2 separate regions of the Mus musculus genome follow, and region 2 is linked to region 1. Evidence: chromatin loops called from intact Hi-C (ENCODE). Cell type or tissue: left cerebral cortex. All regions are shown on one strand. Links, peaks and the distances in the headings refer to the core of each region. The heading gives the core; the rest is flanking DNA.

Region 1 (12,502 bases), core at 7,503-12,502:
TTCATGCCTGTCAAGTGTACACTCTTAGCTGCTGGGCCATCTCTCTAAACCACTCCCAACTTTGATTTCTGAAAAGGCTTTATGAGTCCCGTACTGCACTCACTGTGTAGCTGAGGAGGAACTCTTCTTATCCTCTCACCTCTATTTCCAAATGCTGGGATCTTGGTGTATTCTCTGAAACCTGGGCAGTGCTATGCTGTGGTCAAACCCAGGGCCTCATGAAAGATAGGTAAGCATCCTACAAAATGAGCCCCAGCCCTAAACATTGTAATTGGCTTTTGATTAAGCAAAGGCAAATTATTTTTAGATTTCTCTGTTTTAAACTTCTTATTTTTCCAACTTTCCTAATCTGATAATGTTGAGACTCCTATGCTTATCCACCACGACTGTGTTCTTTTGCTTGAACTGTCTCCTCAGTGACTGCTCATAGTGTTACTTAGTAACAAATATTTTCAAACATTTTTATAACATTTGAGAATTTCCTGGAAACCTTAAAGGATGGAGAAGGAGTGATAGCTCTGGTGAATTTAATTGGTCATCTTCAAATGGTGTGTGATAGTTACTTAACTAAAATTAGCTAATAAGCTGAGGCAGGGGGACTGATAGAAGTTTGAAGCCAGCTTAGGCTATAGAAAATAAAACAAAACACCCCGAATCCTGTTTCTAGTTCTTTGTGAACTTTGACTTGTTCCCACCCATCACTTTTCCTACATTATTTGGGCCGTGTCTGGAGGTCTAGCAGTAGCTGACACTGGGCGCTGATGTCTGGATCTGCAGCCTCCGCTCTTCATGTGGCATCGGCTGTGTGGAGTCTGTACTCAGTTCTGTCTGTCCCAGCCCTTAGTCTTTGAAAACTGGACCATGTTCTTTCCATTACAGAATTCTGAGTTTTCTTGGTTTCTTACTGCATTTTTTTCTTAAACCCTAAAATAACATCCATTGGCCCTCTACTCTTTTTGCGGTTGGCTCATTCTACTTCGGGTTTATCTTAATCATCTTTTCTGAATACTAGTTCCCAACTTTAAGATATTCAATATTGACTTTTTCATCTATTCAAAAGGAGGGGGAGGTCCATGATTTCAGGCAGCTACTTGTCACTTTTCTCATTTAATTGGTTGTCTGCCCACCTGAACAGTTTCTTGTGGTTAAGAGTTTAAGTATCTGAAGCATTCAGTGAAGCCTGGTAGCCACAAAGATGAAGTACAGTGGCTTGCTTTTTGACCTTTGTATATAACTTCTATTACATCCTTGCAACGCTTTTATTTTTCTTTTAGAAGAAACAGCCAATACTTACCTCCTCCTTGGTATGTGCTTAGACTCTTGTGCACGCTATCTGCTATTCTCCAAGCAGCTATCACAGGCACAAAGGATGTATGAAAAAGCCCTGCAGATTTGTCAAGAAATACAAGGAGAAAGACACCCACAGGTAAGAGATGAAACAGTGTATGTAAGCCAGGCCTGCCCGGTGGCACAGGTACTCTGTAGAGGGTCATAAGGTCACAGGTTCAAGGGTGCTGGGCAAAGTTGGTGAGCTCCCATGCCAAAGGGCTGGGGGCGTATTTCAGCTTGCATGGCACTGGTAAAGTTCTACATTCAGTGACTAGCATCAGTTATGGGTGTGGCAAGACATGGTTAGCCATGTGAAATGTCATAAGGAATGCAGGTTGATATCCAGATGTATGGAATCCTGCCACTCCCCGGTCTGTTCATTTTTTTTCCACCAGCTTTCACTACTCCCAACTACTTGTTTCAGGAAGGGTTTGAGATTGCTGACTAAGTCACTGGCACTGCATAGGCCCTTTTCTGAGTCATGGTTTATACAGTAGTCTTTGTACAAGGCAGACTTTTAACCCAGGGGCTTCAGAATATGTAGCCTCATGTTTACAGTGGTTTGTAGACTCTTAGAATCTTTTTTTTCTTCCTCCTGGAGCTGGGGACTAGACCCAGGGGCTTCTTCCATACCAATCAGAACCTTGCAAGTAACTATTTAGTTCATATAGAAGTATCTTTTTCTCCTGGGTAACTGGGAGGTGAGGAAGTAGAGATTTTTGAATTTGGGATGGGGCAGGGAGAGGGGGGCAGGACTAGAGATTAAAACTAGGACCTCATAAATTCAAGGCAAGGGCTCTACCACTGAGCTGTGGCCATAACTTATAAAAACACTATTAAAAGCAATATATAGCAAACCAGTAGCCAACATTAAACTAAAGGGAGAGAAACTTGAAGTAGTCCCACTAAAATCAGGGACTAGACAAGGCTGCCCATTTTCTCCCTACCTATTCAATATAGTACTTGAAGTCCTAGCCTGAGCAATTAGACAACAAAAGGAGATCAAGGGGATACAAATTGGAAATGAAGAAGTCAAAATATCACTATTTGCAGATGATATGATAGTATATATAAGTGACCCTAAAAATTCCACCAGAGAACTCCTAAATCTGATAAACAGCTTCAGTGCAGTAGCTGTATATAAAATTAAACCAATGGCCTTTCTCTACACAAAGGATTAACACACTGAGAAAGAAATTAGGGAAACAACACCCTTCACCATAGTCACAAATAATATAAAATACCTTGGCGTGACTCTAACTAAGGAAGTGAAAGTTCTGTATGATAAGAATTTCCAAGTCTCTGAAGAAAGAAATTGAAGATTTCAGAAGATGGAAAGATCCCATGCTCATGGATTGGCAGAACTAATATAGTAAAAATGGTTATTTTGCTGAAAGCAATCTACAGATCAATGCAATCCCCATCAAAATTCCAACTCAATCTTCACTGAGTTAGAAAGGGAAATTTGCAAATTCATCTGGAATAACAAAAAAACCTAGGATAGCAAAAACTATTCTCAACAATAAAAGACCCTCTGGTGGAATCACCATGTCTGACCTAAAACTGTACTACAGAGCGACTGTGATAAAAACTGCATGGTACTGGTACAGTGACAGACAGGTAGATCAATGGAATAGAATTGAAGACCCAGAAATGAACCCACACACTTATGGTCACTTGATCTTTGACAAAGGAGCTAAAACCATCCAGGGGAAAAAAGACAGCATTTTCAACAAATGGTGCTGGCTCAGCTGTTGGTTATCATGTAGAAGAATGCAAATTGATCCATTCTTAACTCCTTGTAGAAAGCGCAAGTCTACGTGGATCAAGGAGCTCCACATAAAACCAGAGACACTAAAACTTATAGAGGAGAAAGTGGGGAAAACCCTCAAAGATGCGGGCACAGGGGAAAAATTCCTGAACAGAACAGCAAAGGCTTGTGCTGTAAGATCAAGAATTGACACATGGGACCTCATAAAATTAGTTTCTGTAAGGCAAAGGACACTGTCAACAAGACAAAAGGGCCACCAACAGATTGGGAAAGGATCTTTACCAATCCTAAATCAGATAGGCGACTAATATCCAATATATATAAAGAACTCAAGAAGCTGGACTCCAAAAAAATCAGAAAAATGGGGTACAGAGCTAAACAAAGAATTCTCAACTGAGGAATACCAAATGGCTGAGAAGCACCTGAAAAAATGTTCAACATCCTTAATCATCAGGGAAATGCAAATGAAAACAACCCTGAGATTCCACCTCATACCAGTCAGAATGGCTAAGAGCAAAATTCAGGTGACAACAGATGCTGGCAAGGATGTGGAGAAAGAAGAACAAATCCTCCATTGCTGGTAGGATTGCAAGCTGGTACAACCACTCTGGAAATCAGTCTGGCGGTTCCTCAGAAAATTGGACATAGTACTACCGGAAGATCCAGCAATACCTCTCCTGGGCATATATCCAGAAGATGTTCCAACTGGTAATAAGGACACATGCTCCACTATGTTCATAGCAGCCTTATTTATAATAGCCAGAAGCTGAAAAGACCCCAGATGTCCCTCAACAGAGGAATGGATACAGAAAATGTGGTACATTTATACAGTGGAGTACTACTCAGCTATTGAAAACAATAAATTTATGAAATTCTTAGGCAAATGGATGGTTCTGGAGGATATCATCCTGAGTGAGGTAATCCAATTACAAAAGAACTCACATGATATGTACTCACTGATAAGTGGATATTAGCCCAGAAATTTAGAATACCCAAGATTCAATTTGCAAAACACATGAAACTCAAGAAGAAGGAAGACCAAAGGGTCGATACTTCGTCCCTCCATAGAATGGGGAACAAAACACCCATGGAAGGAGTTATAGAGACAAAGTCTGGAGCTGAGATGGAAGGAAGGACCATCCAGAGACTGCCCCACTCAGGGATCCATCCCATAAACAGCCACCAAACCCAGACACTATTGCATATGCCAGCAAGATTTTGCTGACAGGATCCTAGATAGCTGTCTCTTGTGAGGCTATGCCAATGCCTGGCAAACACAGAAGTGGATGCTCACAGTCATCTATTGGATGGAACACAGGGCCCCCCAATTGAGGAGCTAGAGAAAGCACCCAAGGAGCTGAAGGGGTTTGCAACCCTATAGGTGGAACAACAATATGAACTAACCAGTACCCCATGAGCTTGTGTCTCTAGCTGCATATGTGTCAGAAGCTGGCCCAGTCGGCCATCACTGGAAGGAGAGGCCCATTGGACTTGCAAACTTTATATGCCCCAGTACAGGGGAATGCCAGGGCCAGGAAGCAGGAGTGGGTGGGTTGGAGAGCAGGGTGGGGGGGATTAATACAGACTTGAGATCATCTCTACTTCTTCTTGCAAAAACCATTCTTGAGGTAGGAGTTGACTGCTCTGTTTGATAACTGTAGTCCACCAAGTAAACAAATTAGACTGAACATGGAATATTTAGGACTAAATGCAGAGAGCCTGATGCATGTCGTTGGGGAATAGTAAGAAGCAAGCCTGGAATTCAGAGCACCATTTGTGTTTCTCAGTTCCAAAGTCATAATGAGACCCTCCATAGTACAGGTGATCTGTTTCTTCCTAGGGAGGATTGGGATTGGAGCAGTAGTGCTGCTGTAATACAGTGGGGCATTTGGTGGTGCTGGCTCCCCACTTCCAATCCATCCAGGGCAGAATATCCTGCCCCATTCTGAGTGTTCATAGGTACTTGCCATAGTGTGCAATTGACAATGTCTGCAGCACAGTGTGATCAACAGATATCTGCAATTTGTCCCTCTAACTTTGTGGAATTCTAGTAAAGTTGAAGACTTGTATATATGCAGTGTAATGAATTCCAGTTTAATGTTTTACATAGGTGTTTCTAAAGAAAAGGCTCTTGTTTCTTTTTTATAGACCATTGTGCTGATGAGTGACTTGGCTACTACTCTGGATGCACAGGGCCACTTTGATGATGCCTACATTTATATGCAGAGGGCGTCAGATCTGGCAAGAGAGATAAATCACCCTGAGCTGCACATGGTACTCAGCAATCTGGCTGCCATTTTGATACACAGAGGTAGGTTGCTGTGGAAACGGATTGCATTCTGAGAAAGTTTTCATCACTGGGCTTTGAAATGAAATGGTTTTGGGAGGAAAATGACAATGAAGAAACCCCAAAGTCAGTGGTTCTCAACCTATAGGTGAGGCCTTGGGGTCAAAGGACCCTTTCACAGGGCTGCCTGAGACCACTGGAAAACACAAATGTTTACATTGTGATTCATAACATTAGCAAAGTTGACAGTTATGAAGTAGCAATGAAAATAATTTTATGGCCGAGGGTCACCACAACTTGAACTATTTTAAAGGGTCACAACATTAGAAAGGTAGAAAACTACTGCTGTAAGTTAAAAGGCTGGCTAAATAAGGGTTAAAAAATGCATGTGTGTTAAAGTACTATTTTGCTTAATTCACTAAACTGTCATATTTCTGTATGACCATATGACGGCAGAGAACACTTTGCAGTGATAGGTCCTTGTCTCTGTAGTGTTTTACAGATGCTGAAGTGTTTTAACAGGTATAATTCCTCAGTGTTCTGAAGCCACAGTATGATAAAGCATCAAGTTTCCTGCTATTCCAAAATACTCAGGGCTTCTAAAGTTTCCATAAACCTGGGATCATAGATCTCTGTTGCATGGAACACCACTGTAATCCCACAGCACTAAGTACTTTTAAAGCTGACACCTACTTACTGTAAGCTCAGCTTCTCTTACCCAGCTGTCATGTATGCAGGATACCAGACAGCACTAGATGCCATTTTTGAAGCATCCAGCACATCATACAGTGTCCTCACTAGTGGTTCCTGGTGAAAACACATATTTTCTTCTCCCCTCTCTTTGGGTTATTTTAGAGCGATACACACAAGCAAAGGAGATCTACCAGGAAGCGCTGAAGCGAGCAGAGCTGAAAAGAGATGAGGTTTCTGTTCAGCACATCAGGGAAGAATTGGCTGAACTGTCAAGAAAAAGTAGACGTTTGACTTAATTTTGTTAAGCTATAGAAGTTCATTTTGTTGTAGAGAGGGTAACCTCTGATATCCCAAAGGAGTAACTGTTCCTTCGTTGTCTGGACCTCAATCAGTGTGTAAATCATTGTTGAAATTCAACGTTCGTCAACTCGGCTTCGGAGAAGGACAAGTTGCATACACTGCCACTTTTGTTTCTAAATTTATTTTACTTTGAGATGGGTATCTCTATGGGTAGGCTGGCCTGGAAATCACTATATGCTTGAAGTTGGCCTCCAACTTGGAGTACTACTCCTCCCTCGGCTTCGAAAGTGCCTGGCCCTACTTTTGTTTTTAAAGGTGAAACAGCTTTTACCCTGTACTGACTGTATATAAGGTACAGTCCATGCTCATCTGAGAAATTTACAGACTACAGTTGGCCAAGTTCCTCACCATATGGTCATTATACCTTCCATAAGATTTTGATTCATGCTTACTTTTCTGTATCCATTTCTGGCAAACAAGTTACTTGTATCATGACACAGGAGGATTTTAGTTAGCTCTCTTACACACTATTTTATTGATGCATTATGAGATTTAATGACTATGAAGGGGAATGATAATTCTAGTTGGCCATCATTGGCAGCACTTACTACTAAAGTGGAAGTGAGACATTTGGACTGTATATCTGTTTGTATGTATATAACTACTAAAAATGATGGTGGCAGAAGGAATGAAGCCCTCATCAGCACTGTCTGAACACAGGGCTTCCTTTATAACCACAGGCACAGAGTGGAGTAAAGTTATGCTTACAGCACCCATGTGCTCAGGGTAATGTGCAGCCTCTGATCTGGATCCTAGTTAGCTCTACTTTTTTATTTTGCAATCTCTGAAGTCTGAAACCAATTAGATTGTTTGTCTGATGACTTTATCACTGCCTCAGAGTATATAAATATATGATGCATGGATGGATGCTTTTACCTTTGCAGTCTGGCAAATGGCTTTTTGCCTAAGAGAAAACACATTTTTCTGGGTGCCACGAAGGAACCCTGGTGGTAGAGGTAGGCGGTGTGAGTACGATTGCCAGTGGACTTTGGTTCATGTGTTTGTTCTGGGAGAATCTCTATAATAAACTAGAGACTACGCAATTGTATGGATTCTAATAATCTTGGAATCATAGAAAAATAATGGCCAAGTTACTAGACAGACATACTAAGGTCCAAGTCCTCAGAGCTAAGAGCTACCGCAGAGTCTGTGTTGTGTGGGGAGAGCCCCACATTCTGTTTGAGTTCATTTACCATTCACTTCCTAACCACATGTGATCTTCCCGCTAACCATGAATAACCAGGTAAGAGTTCAGTTACCTTTGCTTTGAAAATGTTTTTTACTTTTTCACAATTCCAGAGTTACCCAAGTTAGCTGTTAGGCTTTTTAATGTTCCATGGTGACTGACCTCATGTCCTGTGGCTGGGGACACAGTCTGTGTATGTTCCCAGCAGCATTCGTTTGCACTATTATAAAAAAGGCAGTGAGACAAAGGGACTCATCTCCTTTTACTGATTACAACTTTAAACAATTTACATTTAATTTCATATTAAAGTTTTAAACTAGACCATGTTACTAGGGTTTTCAGGGCTTAAGTGTTTGTAAGACAATCACAGCATATGAAAATTTAAAGTGTAGTATAAAATTTCTCACTAAGTAGACTGGAAAATTGTCAGAATATTACCTCTGCTGGAAGACCTTGATTTAGTTGCATGTGCATGTGTTACAGATATAGTGCTGGCCCGCCTTGATTTGCAGCTGAGGTCGCAGACTCAGTACTTGCTGCTGCCCGCGTCGGTAAGCCGGCCTCCACCTCTCTAGGTAAACTGTGGGGTTCTGTTCTGTTCTGAAGTAAGAAACGATTCTGGACTTCATGTTGTGTTGTCGTGAACACAGATAGCACAAGCAGTCTGCAGGAGGAGCTACAAGAGTAGGTGACCAAGCTCGATTGACTGACACAGTAAGACAGGGCCAATCATCATCATCATCATTTTTTGGGCTAGTTGACAAAGTGACTTACTAATAAGATCTAGACTTATGTGACTATAACTTGGCAGGGGGACACTTTCAGCAGTAAATCTAATCAGAACACTTAGTCTTCATTATGTTTGTGACTATTGTAAAGGTAATGACTTTACAAGTGATAAGAATCCTGTTCTGGCTGGTCCAGAACTCATCTTGTAATCCAGACTAGCCTTGTACTCTTAGTGATCCGCCTGCCTCTGCCTCCTGAGTGCTGGGATTAAAGGTGTGTGCTATGATGCATAGCTAAAGTTTAAGATCTCAAATGTCTGTCTTTCTTACTTGCTGAGTTATATGGACAAATGCCTAGCCTGCACCTTCATCTATAAAAAAGTGATCAGAAACCTGTGGTGTAGATAGATGCTAAGAGGTGCTTGGGCAGTGGTTCTAGAGACTCAGACCTCCTGAAGCCCTCCCTCTCCCTTCTAGTTCTTAGTGGCATTACCCCCCCCCCCCACACACACACACACACACTACTAAGCATCTTTATGCAGTGGAAGGAAGCCATAGGAGAACAAATCTGAATCACAGCAAGCAATTCTTAATGAATAAAGGTGATCCTACAGTGCCATAATTAGTTTAAAATTCAGTCTTTAAATTACTTGCACCTTAAGAATCTGTTCCCTAGGAGCAGAGAATGGGCACTGATGCAGAGGACTGTGCTCAACGGTCAGTTCACGATGCAGCATAAAAACAAGCCTGGAAGACAGAAAGTTCTATACAGTGTTCTCTTTTTAACTCCGCCAATTCTGTATCTAAAGAAAAGCATGTATACTAATTGTTTGAAACCTGAGAAACGAAGACTCTTTACGTCACAAATGATGTACTGTAGCTATGGACAGGATAGTCAAAATTTATTTCAGAACAGAAAGAAGCTTTGTTGGGCTGCATCAAATGCAGAATACTTAGGGGGCGTGGTTAAATTACCAGTGTGCATAAACATTGAGGTATGCCTCAAAAAAGCCTTTAAACTTTAAAACTGAACTATAACATACCCATGCAGTAATTTTTTTCAGTGCTACCAATGAAAGCCAAGCCTGCACTGGAACTCACAATATGACAGTTGTGTTGCTCCTGTCTTCTGACCTCATACAGGCTTTATGACAGGGTATGTGTTAAAAACCTAAATATTTCCACAAGATTTAAACATCACTGGGAAAGCTGAATTTAGAGGAAACAAAAGTACAATGCCCATGACAGCCAGCACTGTGGAACTGGGCTGTGTGAGGTTTAGAGGCTGGGGTTAAAAAGATACACAAAGAATTTTAAAAATTCTCCCCAGTTGATTCGCTGATTTAAATTTAAGTACACCAGATACTACAGCAAGGGGATACACTGCAAAAAAGTCATCTATTTACAGAAGATTGATTTAAAGACATCATGGTTTTCTTTACAAACAGATGTAAGAACAAGAATTGTCCACTTTAAAAAAACTCTACACTTCAACCCGCCACTGTTATAATCCATTGAAGTGCCTGTATTAGAGGCAGTTTTTTTGTTTGTTTTTTCCCATTTGATTTTCCAAATGAATTTCCATCATTTCTTCCTCATCCATGGCCCTGGCTCTCCTGAGAAGTCTCTGGGCACAAATCATGGGAGGGCAGAATAATTTTCTTTTTTTTTTTTTAAATCTTCAATAAAAACCAAAGCCAGAGCGCTCTCCCACGCACAGCTCAGTCGTCACTATCAGACAGTGTCTCATACTGCGCTGAGAGGAGCGGGGCAGGCTCCCTCTCCCAGATGCGGTTCTGTTGATGTGGAGCTGCTTGGGTGATGGCAGATGGGGCGCATGCGATCTGTGTAGGTGGTGTACTGCTGAGCATCCGTATGGTCAGAGGGTTGTAAGGGAACTGAGTAGAACCTGACAAAAGAAAAATGAGGTTTTCACTGTCGTTAGCATTCAATGCAGTCTTTACAGGATGGAACAAGACAGGATGCTGCTTTAGTAAAACGGTCTGCTGATGCCTTGGGTAGGGGTGATAAGTCTGTGATGTCATAGCACATGTCTCCTTGGAGAATTCAAGTAGGGAACTACTGAACATTAAGCTGTAATCAGAGAAGCTTAGCCATGCTAGTGACTTTCCAGTGGAAATCATAAATACAGCTCTTAGAATGTGGCAAATACCCAGAACTTTTAGCCAGGCTGTGTGACCCTTACACAGTCTCACGTGGCCAACTTATATATGAGATTTAAATGGGGCACAACAGTACTACTTCCCTATCAGCTTAAGACCATAAAAAATATATTTTATCAAAGAATTCCTTCCTTTCCTAAAATAAAGTAATGGAACCGTGTGGTAAGAGAATGGCGAGGTGGAGCAGGTATGGGCAGGAAATGAGAACCAAGTCCACTGACATACTTCTGTGTGAAGTTGCAGCACATCATGTTGTATGCTAATGTACATGCTAGTGGAGTTTGCATTTGTAAGAAGTACAGATACGTAATTCTTTCTACACAGGGCATTAGAGGTTTAAAAGGCAAAAGCCTTAAAGTGTACAGATATGATAATTATGAAATTGTTAGACACAGCAGGAGGGCTCAGCTCAGACTTGAGGGTGGGAATGGGACATGTGCATTAATCCATATGAAAGAAAAGCATACATTTCTTGAAACTCTTACGCAACAACTTTCTTTGAAAAAGAGGCTAGTTTTTAAAATATTTAATTCTTGTTTGACTGTGTTGTATATTCTGTATGGACATGCTTATGCCGTGACACGGGTGAAAGTTGCAGAACAACATTTGGGAATTCATTCTCCTCTGCTACCTGTATGTGGCAGGCTGAGCTCAGGCTACCAGGCCTGCAATCACTTTATACTGAAGTCATTTCAGTATCTCATTGGCCCTACAATTATATTTTTATATAATTGTATTAATAATGGTTTCCCCCCACACACTCTTGTTAAAACATTACACTGCGCAGTCACGATTCTGATTTCTTAGTAAGAGCAAAAGGTCAGTCAGCACAGTGTATGGGACCAGACTTAACTCGCACATCCTGGTTACCACCATATAGTGCAGACACAGGGATGGATGGGCCATGTAAATATAAAATCCTTTTTTCCAACAACTAGACCCAAGTAATTACATAGAAAAAACATCATTCTTGCCCAAACTGTACTCACTCACTGAGAGGTGAATTAAGAAAGCACTGAGACAAAGTGACTCTCATTTTATCAGTTAAGTGGGGCCCTCACCTGTTGAAGAGGGCCGATCTTCCCATGCCCATCCTGGTGTCTGCCTGTGGTAATCACCTTCTGAATGCACAGAGGAGACAGAAGAAGGCCTTTCAGTTCCTAAATAGCTTTGCCCAGGAATAGGAGATTTAGACTTCCTGCTGTTTGATTTGTTGATCAGCTTTGGTTTGCATACTCCTAAAAGTGAAATTCAAATTAAACTATTGATTACTGATAAATTATCAGTGGCAACATAAGTTCTCAGTGACAAAACCAAACCCTACCAAAATGTTGACTACTAACGCTAAGTGAAGACTCCAGATCAGGGCACATCATCAACCTATAAAGGTGGCAAAGGCTGCTGGCCTTAAGACTGTAGGTAATGTTAATAAATATCTGCTTCCCTCTATCTATCTCCACCAACAGCCCAGTTTAACAGAACCAAGTGGAGAGAAAAAAGACAGGCTGCAGCAGCCATGCCTCCTACCCCAGGACCTCACAGAAACTCTGTAAGTCTCACTGTCTCTCTCTATTCTCCCACCACAGAGTTCACAGCACTGAGACACGTGTGACTGGGTTCTATAACAAACTATCACAGACTTAAAGAACCCATATCACTTAGCATGTATTTTTCATCAGCTCCAACAGTTGCATCTTACCCCAGTTATATCACTTTAACTCCCTAATAGTTGCCAACTGATTTTAAAGCACAGAAATATACAAGCAATAAAAATTAGACCAGAAACAAAACTTCAATGTATAAGTTACAGGAGGAGGGAGGCAAACACTAAACGGTCATTGCTTTTTACCCTTTTCTTAACAGGAAACAAACACAGAAAAACTTAAAAGATAACTGCTTAAAAGATAAAAGGATTATATATAAATAGTGAAAGCATGGTGTTCGCAAGGTTCTTTGTAGGTTTGA
Region 2 (5,000 bases), core at 1-5,000, 520 kb before region 1:
CATAATGTTCTGAACTAGAACAAGTGAGCTTTACCTGAGGTGGTTCTTGTTCGAAGGACCATATGAGTACAAGTGGGGGCTGTGGCACTGTGTGGAGGAGACCCCACGGTGAAGAGGACAGCTCTGGCGCTTGCTGCTGTTCCTGCTGGCAATGCCAGCATAACACCACAGGCTCCTGCAGGAGCTGCAACAAAAAGTTGACCAGATATTCAATTATATTCATAGTATGCCTATATGTAACTGGAACATAAGGAAACATACTTTTACTAACTTTAACATTCATTCATTCATTCATTCATTCATTCATTTATTTATTTATTTAGGTGTTTCAAGACAGGGTTTCTCCGTGTAGCCCTGGCTGTCCTGGAACTCACTCTGTAGACCAGGCTGGCTTCAAACTCAGAGATCCACCTGCCTCTGCCTCCTGAGGTATAGGATTAAAGGCATGTACCAGCTAGGCGGTGGTGGCGCACGCCTTTAATTCCAGCACTTGGGAGGCAGAGGCAGACGAATTTCTGAGTTCGAGGCCAGCCTGGTCTACAAAGTGAGTTCCAGAGAAACCCTGTCTTGAAAAACCAAAAAGAAAAAAAAAAAAAAAAAAAAAAAAGGCATGTACCACCACCAAGTGGCTGATGTGTCATATATTTAATCCCAGTACTTCAGAGGCAGAAACAGGAAGGTCTCTAGGAGTTTAAGGCCAGCTTGGTTTACTATATTGTGAGACATTATCTTAGGAAAAAATTCTGTAATAAAAGAATAATAAATAAATAAATAAAAGAAGCCCAGTATTCAATGTTTTGGATAATTAGAAAATATCTGAATTGCAAGTTATATCTGTTGATAATTAGAAAAATTAAGACAATGAAAATGGGAAATAAAAATACAAAGGTAAACAACACAGATTAGAAAAACATAAAAGTTTAAACAAAGTATATCCATTCAGACTAGATTTCACGCTTGTGAGAGAGGGAGCACTGGTACAGCAGGTGTTGATCGGGCAGAGGCTGATGGGTTGAGCTTGGATTAAATGAAGATTGAGTAAAAAGTTCCCCATCCAGCAAAGCATGCAGAATCAGCAAGTTTAGTTCAGAGCCTCTGCACATTCAGACATCTAAAAATTATTACCTTTATGGGACTAAAGTCAAATATTTATAGTACATATCAAACATGAAAGAAGACACCTTATAACTGAGGGGGAAAACTAAATAAGACTTCTAGCTTTGCTTGCCTTCACATGACAATAAATTGTTTTTTTAAAGTTATTTACGTGTAGGAGTGGTTTGCTCAAATGTATGTATCTGCACTACAAGTGTGCCTGGAGGTTAATGGTCGCCAAAGGAGGGTGCTGGGTCACCTGTACCTAGAGTTATCAACAGTTTTGAGCTCTCATGTAGGTACTGGAAACTGAACCTGGGTTTTCTGTAAAAGCAACCAACACTCTTAACTACTGAGACATCTTTCCAGCCCCTACCGATCACTAATTTTGAAAGACTAGGATAGAGTCAATGCTATATACACTTTACCTAGTACAACAAGGCTGTGAGTTCAATTCCTAATACTACAACTTGGTCTGCATCGTAAGTTCCAGGCCAGTCAGAGCTACAAAGCAGGAGATAGCTGGGGAGATGGCTCAGCAGTTAAGAGCACTGATCGCTCTTCCCAAAGGTCATGAGTTCAATTCCCAGCAACCACTTGGTGGCTCACAACCATCTGTAATGAGATCTAATGCCCTCTTCTGGAGTGTCTGAAGACAGCTGCAGTGCACTTATATGAAATAAATAAATAAATAAACAAACAAACCTTAAAAAAAAAAAGCTGAACAATATGTTATTAGTCTCTTATTAATTTTGGTGCAGATGGCACCTCTGACAGAAATTGCCTAAGAAATTAACACTGTTCAGTGTCAAACAATTATGTTGCCTTTCCTTATTCTGTATCTTAAGCTGCAAGGCTAACTATCTCTCTAAGTAACTGAAGAGACATAGAACACACAACTTACAGGTGAGAAGCTTTCTGTCTTCATTTACAGAGCACAGAACTTTATATAACACTGGGATGTGCATCATCTGACAAACACACACTTCCTATTCCTGCTCCTTAACTAAAAGTAGAACTCTGTTTACTGTGCAAGAAAATAATGTGTTTATTACAGAGACCGGCCTAGAAAGGGAAGTGTTCTCCATTAGGAGGAGGGTATGAAGCCTGGATGCTGGCCCAGCATCTATTCCCTGATCACTGCACTTTCAACTTCCCCTTCCCTGATGGGACAGTGAGTGATTGGACTGAGTTCCCTAAGATGTAGCTTTAGAAATATTTATTTGATTGGACACATGTGTGCCTGGCTGTATGTATGAACATGCAGGAACTTATGGAGGTCAGATCCCCTGACTAGAGTTACAGCTGTGAGCCACCAATTGAGTGATGGAACCAAGCTTGGGGCCTCTGCAAGAGCAGTAAGTGCTCTCAACTGCTGAGCTATCCTTCCAGACCCCACAAAAGAACAGATTTGAGGACAATATCCTCTTCTATCTTCTAAAGTCCATAACTAAGCTGATTGCTTTCCCATCAACTATAGTCTCTGAGTAATGATTTTCAAGTGGTGAGCTTCAAAACCTGAACCCTGAACTAATATAAAAGGAAACCCTGCAATGTCCACCCATCTACAAGAGAGCACCGCAAACTTAAAGAGCTCATAAACATTCTAGCGAGTAAGAGAACAGTTAAGTAAAAACTGCAGAGAACATACAAAGATTTAGAAAATGAGGCAGATACTCTATTTAGCGTAATGTCTTCAAGGCTTTTATTGTACCATGTATAAGAAGTACTTAAGAATGGGGCATAATGGCACACGCTTATAATATGAGCACTGAGAGGTGGAGACAATCTGATCAGGACTTAAGGTCATCCCTGGCTATATAATGAGATCAATGCCAGCAACATTTCAAAAAACAAAAGTATTTAAGGGTGTTTATTAGTGTACTCTAAGACCCACTGATGTTATATTTTTTGGAAGGCTTAAAATTTTCCTATTATCAACAATTTTCACTTCCACAAACTGAGACTTTATGGTTAAAAAAGAAAAATGTATAATTATAAATGTTAACAAAGTTCATGTTCAAGAGAAAAAGAGAACATGAATTATCAAGACTTATGGATGGCTAGACATCCTTAAGGAATGTTTCATAGCTAATAACTTGGATTTAAATTATAACATGTGCATATAAAACTATTATGCGATATACATTTTTTATAAAACTAAGAAAATTTGTGATCACTCAGATAAGCTGTTTTCAAAAAACAGTCCAAATACCTAGTGACTGAGAAGAGTAATTCCTAGATTATTCACATGAAAAGCTCCTTCCTTCATAGACCTACTCCTCAGTAAAACTATACTGAAGAAAAAAATTCTTACATAACTACTTAATAAAATATCTGGAAACTGTTCAAATCATCTTAAAACACTGTGTCCACTTACAATCCCTGGGCTGAAAGTAGGAAGTGGAGAGTAAGAATACGGAAGGTGAGCTGCTTTCCTTTGGAAATTTGCGCAGTAACGGCACTGTTGAACAGTTCTGGGGACGGATGCTACATCTGAGCTGTAGAGTTCAGTCACTATGTGACAGTTCTATAATTAGCAAAGCAGAGCAGTTCACAGTGGTGGGGCAACATGGTAGGAGCTATTCTTATCACCAAGGATCAGGAAGGAGAGAGCAAGATGGCAAGGAGCAAGGAATAATACATCCCCAAGAACTTCTATCTAGTGATTCATATCTTGCAGGTGTGCCCTCCTACCAAAGTTTCCAAACAGACTGACCTCTTGGTAATCAAGATTCATATTCAGAATATGAATCTACAGAGGGTGTTTCAGATTCAAGTCAGATTAAGTTTCTTTCGCTGTGCAGAAGCTTTTTAGTGGACACAACTCCTGGCTTGTTTTGAGGTCCTAACCAAAAAATTCTTTGCCTATACAATGCCTTAAAGTTTTTTGTTTTTTTGTTTTTTGGTTTGGTTTTTCGAGACAGGGTTTCTCTGTATAGCCTTGGCTGTCCTGGACCTCACTTTGTAGACCAGGCTGGCCTCAAACTCAGAAATCCACCTGCCTCTGCCTCCCGAGTGCTGGGATTAAAGGGGTAGGCGTGCGCCACCATGCCCAGCCTTAAAGTGTTTAATTCAGATACTTGGTCTATTTTGCACTGACTTTTTACATAAGGTGAGAAAGAGGGGTACAGCTTCACTTATTGAAGACTGTCCTTTCTCCAGACTACTCTAGCATTGTGATACACAATTTATTGGAGAAAAAACTGTTATTAGAGTAACGAGGCATTTTCAGCAGATAATTGTGACATTCAGGCTCAACACAGTAGCAACAAGAGGCAGCTGTGAGACTGCAGTGGCATTGTTTGCACTAGCTAATTCATGCAGTTATGCTTTATTTATAATTCTCTTAACTGAGTGGCTCCATGTATGCTATTTTCAGTATTTTAAAGAGAAAGAAACTGAAAATATAACCAATGAATGATGGTGAAAAACTACACAAACTTCATTTAAGAAGTTAACCTCAGGGGCTGGGAATACACAACAGCTGTCTAACATACATTTGTTTAGTTCTCAGCACCACACACACACACACACACACACACACACACACACACATCCCTACCTACCACCATATAGTATAAAGGCAAAGTGAACATTAAACATAGTAACAGTGAAAACACAAAGAGAAAATCTTGAAAGCAGAAAAGTAATCTGTCAGTCAAAATGAACCCAAATAAAAGTTCTGGTTAACTTGTAATCAGAAGTGCTGGAAGCCCCAGGGGACTGGGGCAGTGTGAAATGCTGAAAGAAGAAACTGCCAACTAAGGATCTCCATCTAGAAAATTCTTCAGAAATGGATCTAAGAGCTGGGGGTTACAGCCTCATCTGCATGAAAGCAAAAAAGAGCAAATCACTGACTTGATGTCAAACTAACATACTTCTTATTGGAGAAATGGTTCAAC

Evidence for each region. Peaks named below come from ENCODE experiments on the same cell type or tissue, not always from the same donor. Only the 100,000 strongest peaks of a DNase experiment are listed, where the experiment ranks them.
Region 2: it touches region 1 in a loop (2.6-fold over the local background); 2 of 42 quality-filtered maps call a loop at or near these places.

The regions. Positions count from the first base shown.
Region 1 is chr11:62,307,768-62,320,269 of GRCm38, forward strand. It overlaps Ttc19 (tetratricopeptide repeat domain 19), which reads left to right. Exons shown (of 10, transcript NM_028360.2): 8 at 1,275-1,426; 9 at 5,249-5,411; 10 at 6,243-8,657. The coding sequence ends at 6,376. Ncor1 (nuclear receptor co-repressor 1) reads right to left here. Exons shown (of 45, transcript NM_001252313.1): 44 at 11,599-11,775; 45 at 8,659-10,263. The coding sequence ends at 10,076. It also overlaps the pseudogene Gm12275. Among named protein-coding and RNA genes, the nearest start is that of Ttc19, 33 kb to the left of the region's middle. In left cerebral cortex, for the core only: no CTCF peak of the experiment used is centred there; a DNase peak (open chromatin) is centred at 10,173; H3K27ac peaks cover 1,284 bases.
Region 2 is chr11:61,791,400-61,796,399 of GRCm38, forward strand. It overlaps Ulk2 (unc-51 like kinase 2), which reads right to left. Exons shown (of 27, transcript NM_013881.4): 21 at 35-184. Among named protein-coding and RNA genes, the nearest start is that of Prpsap2, 32 kb to the left of the region's middle. In left cerebral cortex, for the core only: no CTCF peak of the experiment used is centred there; a DNase peak (open chromatin) is centred at 2,200.